2 separate regions of the Mus musculus genome follow, and region 2 is linked to region 1. The links are chromatin loops, found by intact Hi-C in ENCODE. Cell type or tissue: left cerebral cortex. All regions are shown on one strand.

Evidence for each region. Hi-C counts contacts between places; a loop is a spot of excess contacts. Peaks named below come from ENCODE experiments on the same cell type or tissue, not always from the same donor. Only the 100,000 strongest peaks of a DNase experiment are listed, where the experiment ranks them.
Region 2: it touches region 1 in a loop (3.0-fold over the local background); 2 of 42 quality-filtered maps call a loop at or near these places.

What each region holds. Positions count from the first base shown.
Region 1 is chr15:69,693,681-69,698,680 of GRCm38, reverse strand. No RefSeq gene overlaps it. Among named protein-coding and RNA genes, the nearest start is that of Gm23987, 10 kb to the right of the region's middle. In left cerebral cortex, no CTCF peak of the experiment used is centred here; a DNase peak (open chromatin) is centred at 2,689; H3K27ac peaks cover 2,136 bases.
Region 2 is chr15:69,770,727-69,775,726 of GRCm38, reverse strand. No RefSeq gene overlaps it. Among named protein-coding and RNA genes, the nearest start is that of Gm23987, 88 kb to the right of the region's middle. In left cerebral cortex, no CTCF peak of the experiment used is centred here; DNase peaks (open chromatin) are centred at 1,147, 1,535 and 2,078.

The DNA.
Region 1 (5,000 bases):
CCAAAGTTTGTATGATTTTTTTTGTCTAGGTTATATAAGAAAGCATCTATTTATTAAAATCCCAAATGGAAACTAATATGAATATTTACTCTCTATAAGCCTATGCTGGCTCATCAAGTAAGAAGACATATTGGAAAGCCAACATTCATCATGAATTAGCACCAGAACATAGGACAAACTGTTAACAATCCCCATGAAACCCAATGAGCTGCTCTCATAATATCTACATTTTAGATGGGGATTTAGAGAAGAGCAGAATGGGTGTTTATAATGTTCAGGAGTGTCACATCATACTTTACTCCTCCAAAATCCTGCACTGATCCTGAAGACCCATCATGTTTATGAGCCTCTATACAACCTGTGGACCATGTCTGCCTGTGTCCTTCACTGGAACTTGGTCATCTATCTTCAAGATGTTTGTGATACAGTCTGAGATGCTTCTTAGAGACACAGAATAAGTACATGCTCTGTTAACCTAATATGTGAGGGTGAAATAAGCCTAAAGTGAAAATTGTTTAATGCATGTCTTAGGAGTATCTCTGAAGGCATCACTAGATTGTGGGTAAATAAATCCACAAATGTGTTGATGTCGGTGGGATAAATTTAGGCAGTGGATATTGTGTTAGGGTATCAGATGGATGGTCTTGGACACAGAGTAACCTTAAGAGTTAATATTGCTCTGCAATAGCTTTTAAAATAAATCTGAAATAATTAATCTTTCTATAACTTAGTTTTCTTTTTAAAAGTAGGATAAAACAGAATGGAAACATCATGGCTTTTGGAAACATACATATCTAAAAGTCTATAGGCTTCTACTCCACTTTTAAAAAAAAAAGAGGAAGTTGATGTTGATAATATTCTATATTCTTTTTTTTTCTCTCCTGTAAAAGGAGATAACACAATCAAGGATGGGGAAAGAAAGCCCACCTTGGTGTCTAATTCTTTGGTCTAAGCACTCAGGAAGCTGAGGCAAGAAGATTTCAAGGCCAAAGATAGCCTCAATCACTATCTCCAAAACAAAATTTATGTAAGGGCATAGAAAGGATATCTCTGTGTGGAGGAGAAAAGTTCTTTGCTATGTATTTTCCATGCCCTTCCTTCCCATGGGGCCTTGTGAGGTCATTTACAATGAGGGTAACTTACTAGTGAAAGGCATTGCTTAGTCTAGTTGTCTACTCATAAAAGTTTGGGAAATTGGGGGAACATGCCCTTGCTTCCTGAAGTTACCATGGAGAAGAGAGAAGGATTTCCTGGTGTTGATGCTAAGGGAATAAAGCATATAGTGTTTTGCCTACTCCCTGACTACAGCTGACAGAATCCAGCCTGGGAGACTGTGGACATAAAATTATTTACCAGGGCCTGAAAACTTAGCTTATCTGCAGGCTGGGGTTTAACTGTAATTGTCTGCATTAAGTCTGCCTAGGACATAGGCTCTGTGTTTCAGAATGGGCCCAAGAATAACTACATTCAACAATTACAATTCTTTCCACTATGAATACAACACCCTAGAACAGGTTTCTCAGGGTCCTGACAACTTGAATTACTGTCTCTTCCTACTCTGATGCTTGAGCCTCAGCGTACAATGAAATGACTTTAAACAATGCCACAACTTTATACACAAACTGAGCTTTCAGAACCTCATCTGGAGACCACTGATAACTTAAAAGTAAATGTTGGGAGCAAAGGCACAGATTTTGGGGTTCTCATCATTTTTGGGCTTGTGACCTTAGAAAAGGCACTTCTATGTGTATGGGAGTATTTTGCTGATCATGGTATAATAAAGAACTAATGGAGACCATAGAATGTTTAATAACATTTCCAATTCCTCTCTAATTTCAATTTAACAAATATTCGTAGACTTTACACTGATAGTCACTGCCACACAGTCCCATCTGTATAGTTTATTTTTTATTCTGTTAAAAACCAGATTCAGGTAATTTTCATGCAATTTTTAGCACAAAGTCATGAGACTGGGAGCTACTGGCCTCAGCTTCTGCATAAAGCTTCATCATTAAATATTTGTGTGATCTTTGAAAAGTCACATCAGACATCTGGGCCTTAGTTTCTTCATCTGAGAAGAAGAGAAAATGAGGATTATTCTGACAGCTCATAGGTAGTCTGAAAGTATCCTATCACACCAGTCCTTAAAATAAGTATGTACTGAGACATATTTTTATGCCAAGTAATGACAAATGAACTGAGGCTAAGAAAATATAAATAGCCCGTGACCTTATTTAAATAAATAAATGGTAGTTGTGTTTGTCTCCCTTTGACTGTGTCTTGCTCAGGGCATTTTTTTTTTTCTGGTATAGAGTAAGGATTTTATCCTTTTTCTCTATGTCTAAAAGGATGAATGTTTTCGAAGTAGGACATTATCAAACTGCCCAGAAATCATTGACTGGCATGCTTCTGTTTCTATATCCCAGCAGGTACCCCCAAAATATAGCATGAACATCACCTTCCACTTCATTTCTATTTCAGATGCAAGTCTGTTCACCATGTACAAGATACAAACCAATTTTAAATGAAAAAAATTCTAATTGGTTTAGTTCTAGATACTATCTTTAGATAAGTGCTCGCCAGATGGTTGGTGGGTTTGCTTTGTTTGTAATGTTGAATATTATAAAGAGAGTATATTTAATTTGCAATTTCCTCTATTGTAGGTAGGCAATGTTATAATCCTTATTAGTCTTGGCTCATGTAACTTGGCATTGTGACTTAGACGTTACCAAACGCAGGATGATAAGACAATCGGGGTTTGAGACCTCCCACAAGCTTCTGCAATTACCAGGGAAAGAACATGGTACAAAAGTCATTTTCTCCAAAAGAATGAGAACTACATACAGCCAACTGTGAGTATTGAGAGAAATACAGTCTAAATCTGCCAACATTTGGCCAACTCTCAAATTCATAAGCAAGAATAAACCAACATTATATCCTACATATTTCAAGGTACTTTGTTTTGCAATTCTGTGATAATGAACAGGACTGGATACATAGAAAAGGACATGAATAATTTCTTTAGACACAATGTGTCTCAAGACCCTCTCCTCTCCCCTCTCCTTACCTCACCTCCTCTCTCTCTCCCTCTCTCCACCCCTCTCTCTCTGGCTGGTGGAATAAATTCATACAGTGAAGACAAGCTGAGATAGCATAAGATATTTAGAGCTTAGGATATACAGGTAACGAATATTCTCACTCCCATGGAGGGACGATCCATCCAGTATGATGAACAGAGAAAAAAAGTGATGCTGAAAAAGAACATGTGCCATGGGGTGCAAGGAATATTTCTTGAGGGGCAATAATGAAAACCACCTCAAAGACTACCTCATTAAATCTACTGTTGAGATGGACTCCAGTATAAACTATTAAGAAGTGGCCATGTCAAATTTTTGGAATTTTTGTCAAAAGAAAAAACAGGAAAGTGTAGTCCAAGAAAGATGATAAAGCACAGGCTGGGTAATGGATCCAGCCTAATCAGGAATTGAAAGAAGGCCATAATGATAAGGAAGGAAAAGGAACACCCTCAAATTGTAAAATCTAAACAGTAGCATAGTTACAAGATGACTCTACAGGAATCAAACCATCCAGGATAATAATTGGCATGTTATGTTCTTTAAGACTGTTTATTTATTTGTAAAATGGGTGAAAACATTCATTCCTTGACAAGTTGTTATAAATATGAGAGTTATGAAAATTAAAGAAAGTTCAGAGTGGTAGCTGGTAGTGATCTGGAAGTTGATAAATGCATGAGAAGAGGAGGAGAGAATAGCAAGGAAGAGACAAAAGCATGACACTGGGCTTTTGTCAGTACAATGATTGAATCTACTGTGGACTCCTCAACATGGACTTGATCACAGACCTACCAGAACATTACAGCAAAGATTAATCATCGCCAGTGGCACTTTTAATAGAAAGATTATTGTGGAGACATTCAATACTGCTCTCCTCAGACTTATGCCACCTCTGCAACCTCTTAATCCAATCTGCAAGGTTAATCCAACTTGTTTGGATTTGGAATCTCTGAGAGACATGCCTCACATGTGCTTTTGCCAATTTTTCTGGAGTTCAGGTGAGGAGGGAAGACCCATCCTGAGTATAGACAGCATCAACATGTAGACTGGGAACCCAGGATAATTTTAAAGGAGAAAGCAAGCTGAACACCAATACTTATTTCTCTCAGCTTCCTAAACACCTCAGATTCCAGCTAGAAGGACACCTGTGCCATTGTGAACTGTAACTTCAAACCATTATCTTTTAAAAAAATCCTTCCTTTGTCCAAGATCAAGTGACCATAGGTGTGTGGGTTCATTTCTAAATCTAGAATTCTATTCCACTGATCAACCTGTCTGTCATTGTAATAGTACACCATGCAGGTTTTATCACAATTTTTCTGATGATGTTTTGTATTTCCTCAGGTTCTGTTGTTATGTATCCCTTTTCATTTCTGATTTGGATAATTAGAATACCATCCAGTGGAAAGAAGGCAGCACGTTTAACAAATGTTGCTGGCAAAACTGGTGGTTAGCATGTGGAAGAATGAGAATTGATCCATTCTTATATCCTTGTATAAAGCACAAGTCTAAGTGGATCAAGGAACTCCACATAAAACCAGAGACATAAAAACTAATAGAAGAGACAGTGTGGAAGAGCCTCGAAGATATGGGCACAGGGAAAAAATTCCTGAACAGAACACCAATGACTTGTGCTGTAAGATCAAGAATCTACGAATGGGACCTCATAAAATTGAAAAGCTTCTGTAAGACAAAGGACACAGTCAATAAGATAAAATGGCAACCAACAGATTGGGGAAAGATATTTACCAATGCTAAATCTGATAGGGGACTAACATCTAATATATAGATATAGATATAGATATAGATATAGATATAGATATAGATATAGATATAGATATAGATATAGATATAGATATAGATATAGATATAGATATAGATATAGATATAGATATAGATATTAGATGTTATATATATATAAAGAAG
Region 2 (5,000 bases), 77 kb before region 1:
CCTGGAAGGGTTAGGTAGGCAGAGTATTTGCTACCAACCCCTGCTCTAGCTTACAGGCAGCAAGGCCTGAGTGGAAGCAGTAAGGACAAAGAAAAGCTGTTCAGGGCTGTTGAGTAAATTGCAAAGCTTATCTCTCAGTATTAAGAGAAGTCCATTAGCACAACAGAGGAACTATAGCTTCTGCAACCACTATATGCTTAAATTAACCTGCAGGGTCTTCCTCTTGTCCTAGCTGTCAGATAAGACTATGCCTTTAAGATCGATCAATACATAATTATATCAATTTTACCCTCTCCAGCTTTTCAGAGAAGGGAACCTTAATGGACCTGAAGTGCAGGGTGAGGATAAGTCAGTGATGTACTAACACTCCTGTGATACATTGGTAGTTATCCCAAGACAAAAAAAAGTACTTGCATGAATAATAAACATCAAGGTAGCTAGGCAATGGTTAGGCCTAATAAGTTTATCCCATGATCACTGGAAGAAGGGAGAATGCATAGAACCAACACCTAGCATTCTGGTAGAGTTGACAGTTCCGAAATACGTAATTCCACATGTTTATTCTTTTGAGAGAGGGTCTCTTGTAGCTCAAGTTGGCTACTTCTAATCTTTCTGCATTTCCATCCCAAGTGTTGGCATTATAAACATATATCCATGTCCTGGTCAGTTTAATGTCAGCTTGAGAGAAGCTAGAGTAATGGTCCTCAACCTGTAGGTCATGACCCCTTTCAGAGATTGAATGGCCCTTTCACAGCAATTGCATATAAGATATCCTGCAAATACTTAAATTACAATTCATAACAGTTATAAATAAGCTATGAAGTAGCAATGAAATAGTTTTATGGTTGAGGGTCACTACAACATGAAGAACTCTATTAAAAGAACTATATCACACCATCAGCGCAGTTGAGAACCACTGAGCTAGAGTCATCTGAAAGAGGGAATATCAACCAAGAAAATGCCTTCATAAGCTCCGTATGTAGAACTGTTTCATAATTAGTGATGGATAGCAGAAGGGCATCCTATTGTGGAGTTTTCTACCCCTACAGAAAGCATCACTGCATCCAGGTTCTTTCCCTGTTCATGTTCCCGCCCCCTCCTTCTTCAATGATGGGTTATAATATAGAAGTGCAAACCAAATAAATCCTTTCCTCCCAAATTTGCTTTTGGACACGGTGTTTCATCACAGCAATAGTAACCCTAACTAGGACAACCTCCACATTCAGTTGGCAGTCACCTATTTTGGAACCTGCATTAGATGATTTAAAAAAAAAAAAACAAAAAACTCTGAGATGCTAGATTCTGTTTTCTTTGTGCCCATTCTGGAATGCAAATCTGCAGTGCATTCCATTTTCCTACTAACAGCTTGACTCTCCCCCTGGAAAATCATGAAAGTATCTCCATGGAGAAGGCAAGATATTGCAAGAAGATATTGCCTTCTCCAACTCAAAGTCCACTTTGCCCAGTTCAATCATTCTAGACCATAGAACTATGCAGTCTATTTGCCATAGTTGAGAAGAGACTTTGAGACAGCAACTACCTCTTTCTTATCTATCTTCCTACTCAGTTCTCCTTTGTTCTATTCCTGTCCTGTCCTCCCCCTATGCTGGAAAAACAATTTCGTAAGAAATCAGCTTCTTCCGGCTTGTCTCCCTATGCCCTTATTTAACTTCTGGTTTTCTTCCTGCCCCCAGCCCTGTATTAATAGTGTCTAATAAAGATGCTCAGATTCCCAACAGGGTGGAGTAGACACTGTGTCCCTGAAGGTTTTTGAAAAACTGAAAATAAAATAGGTTGACTCCAAATATTTCTGGAGCATTTTTTAATGTGGAGGTTGTGTCTGTTTTTCTTAGTAACCTAACCCAAACATTCTCCCATTTTGTCTTTACACTTACATCTGAAAAAAGGAGGAATTTTAGAGTACAATTCATGAAAAGTACATGACAAATGACATTTTAATAAAGTAAGATAGTGGGAGTGAATCACAGTGCCGACAGGCAGAGTGCAATGAAAATAACTCTCTCTTGTACAACATAATTGCGTGTGTCTTTGTTTTGCCGAATTCTCTATCAGTAACATCCTGGGAACTTATACCCTGAACTCAAAATGGTTCATTCATGTTTTCATACTCAACTATCACCCAAGCAGCATGTGTCTGTCACACACCCTGAGTGACAAGAGCGTTCAGCAAACAAACATCAGAATTAATTTTGTCTCCTACAAATTGCTCTAGCTACAAACACGCCAGCTCTTCTTAAGGAAAAGTTTTTACAACATGGTTGTTTCTACTTCACATTTAGCTATTTAACTGCAGCTCCATGAATTAATTCCAAGGCAGGTCATGCATTTCACAGGAATGAAGTTTTACCACTTTGTAGTCATATCATGTGTTTAATTTCAACAATGTTTTCAAGTATGGAAAGATCACTTCATTCTGAAGATCTCAGTACATCAGCCATTCCTTAAACACATACATTCCTTCAAAGAGTGAAAGGTTGACTAGCTGCCACTGATAAAACTTAAAAGAAAATAACATAGGATGTTGAAGCAATTTAGGACAAGAACAGACCTTTGAGGGGAACAATTTAAAGGAGGCATACAGCCTTGAATGAATAAGTCCTTGAATATGTAATACGAAAATGTCAACCAATGTTCCATGAATGAGCATATTATCAAAACAGGCAGAAATAGAATAAAAGCTCATGTTTGATTCTGAAAAATAGGCACTGTGACTTATTTGAAGCTTTTCGCTTTGTGGATATTGAATGGTAATTAAATACAGGGCCTCATTCATGATAAGCAGGGTCTCTACTAGAAACTTATGCTCCCAGGCCAGACTTTTGTTTCTGAGTATGAAAATGGGGTAATGGTATGTGTTTGGCAGAGAAACTAAAGCTGTGTATGAGGCTGATTCATTCAAGACCACAGAGGAAACTAAAACTATACTACACATTTCAAATAGAGGAAAGTAGAAGCACAATTATACAAGTGTTGGGAAGCCAGTAGATGGTCAATAAAAGTTAGTGATTTCAAAATTATCTGTGGATCTGGAGAAAAGGAAGACAGACTTTTGGGGCAAGGAAAGGGAGAGGGCTTTGCCCGAGCTGTAACGCTTCTGTTAAAGAATAGTCAAATCATCCCATGGCAATGTTCTGCCTAGCCCCCAAAAGCAATAGACTATTAAATTAAAAGCTGAAGACCAAATGAAGGATACTCACCTTCCAGTTTTTGGTCAATAGGATACAAGAGTCTCCTAAACAATGCATGCTATTTCCATTGCTTCCCAGAACTTGAGAGTAATTCCATGTTAATGAAGACACCCCACACTTTGGTCCTAGGACCTATAGAAGTCTAGATGGATTGGCCTGGAAGATGCCTCCTAGTTGTCTAATTTAATAGCAGCAGAAGATAATGTGCAAAGAGCCAGGGGAGAAATATTATACTGTAAAATTTGAGAACTACAATAATTACTAGCCTGATAACAGTTCAATAGGGATACCAATATTTTGTGGGTAATCAACACATGTCTGATCAGATGTAACATCCACTCAACAGGAGGGAACTTCTGCCTGATACCATAAATCTAGAAAATCATTGTATGTCATTTTACTAAATTGATATAGTATCCAACATCCTTCTAGATATTTGTTTTTGTATCCTTAGAGTTTAGCTCTCATCCTGCACCAAGGAAGGTTCTTTCTATTAACAATAGGAGGCAGCTATTACACAGAACTACTACTGGCCAAATGCATAAATAGTAAGGAGCAATACCTCCTAAAATATGGTATCCATAACACACCCTCTACAGAGAAGTCTAATGAAACATAATGAAAGATGGTGGAAGAAGTTCACAGGAGGCAGGAGAGTGAGAAGACTACTGTGAAATGGTGTCCTCTGGATGTGATAGGTACTTTGCCCCCATGAATTCTCAACACTATGGCTGCCTGCAGAAGACCCAAGAAGACCACAGCACTCAATAGTCCAGCCCAGGTAAGAAACAAAGAGACATTTAGTAATTGCTAAGGATTATGGGATGAAAATTAATTCTGAGAATTTTGCGTAGACTTCTAGAGCAGAGAATCTCCCCATCCAGCACATCAAAGTTAAACACCATTAAAGGGAGTCATTGGGAAGAAAATCAGGATCTATCATAATTAGAGTACAGAAGACCATACAAATAATCCTATTTCTCAAAGATCAAGAAGCATGGGGTCTGCTGGAATTACGTCTCTCACTCAGGCTATTTGCAATTAATAACCAAGAGAGATTTCACTGGCAATATATAGAATACCATGCTTTCATGATTTTCTTCATCTTCTATCCACCAAAGCCAAGAAGTATAACTGAGGCATCCTCCAAGTCAGGAACAAAGCACATATGATAAAGATGGCAGGGCCAGTGTTCTTCAAAAGAACATGGATATTTTGAAAATAAACCGTACCTTTAGATTCATTTCTCTTAAAATTATTTTTCTACAGAGAAGTTCTCCACTTGAGTGGAGATGGCTACAAAGTACAAGAAGAGCTATCAAATTCCCCTGTAGCTGGTGTTGCAGGCTATTGTGAGCTGCCTGATATGGGTTCTTGGAGCTGAATTCTAGTCCTATATAAGAGCAGTACATTTTCTTAACAGATGAGGCATCTCTCTAGCCCCTGAATCTACTTTTAAGACATTTGAGGAAGAGAGGCTGATAATGTGTCTAAATCAAAACAGGAGGAGGAGTGAGAAATCCAGCCATACTCATTGACAGAAAGTGGGCTGCTTTAACCCACAAAGTACAGAGCAGTCAGGTGTTGTGAGTATAAATTCTTGGGGCTTATGTGAAAGGTTCTTATACCCTCCATGATACATCGCTTGAGCAAACTACTTCCTGGCTTCAGTAAATTCTGAGTACCTAAATAAAAAATGTAAACAAATATAAACAAACAAAATCATTAGGGAAAGATGCATTTTGTTTTCACTGTGTTCCTGTCCCTTTGTAACCTCAGCTTCACTCGAAT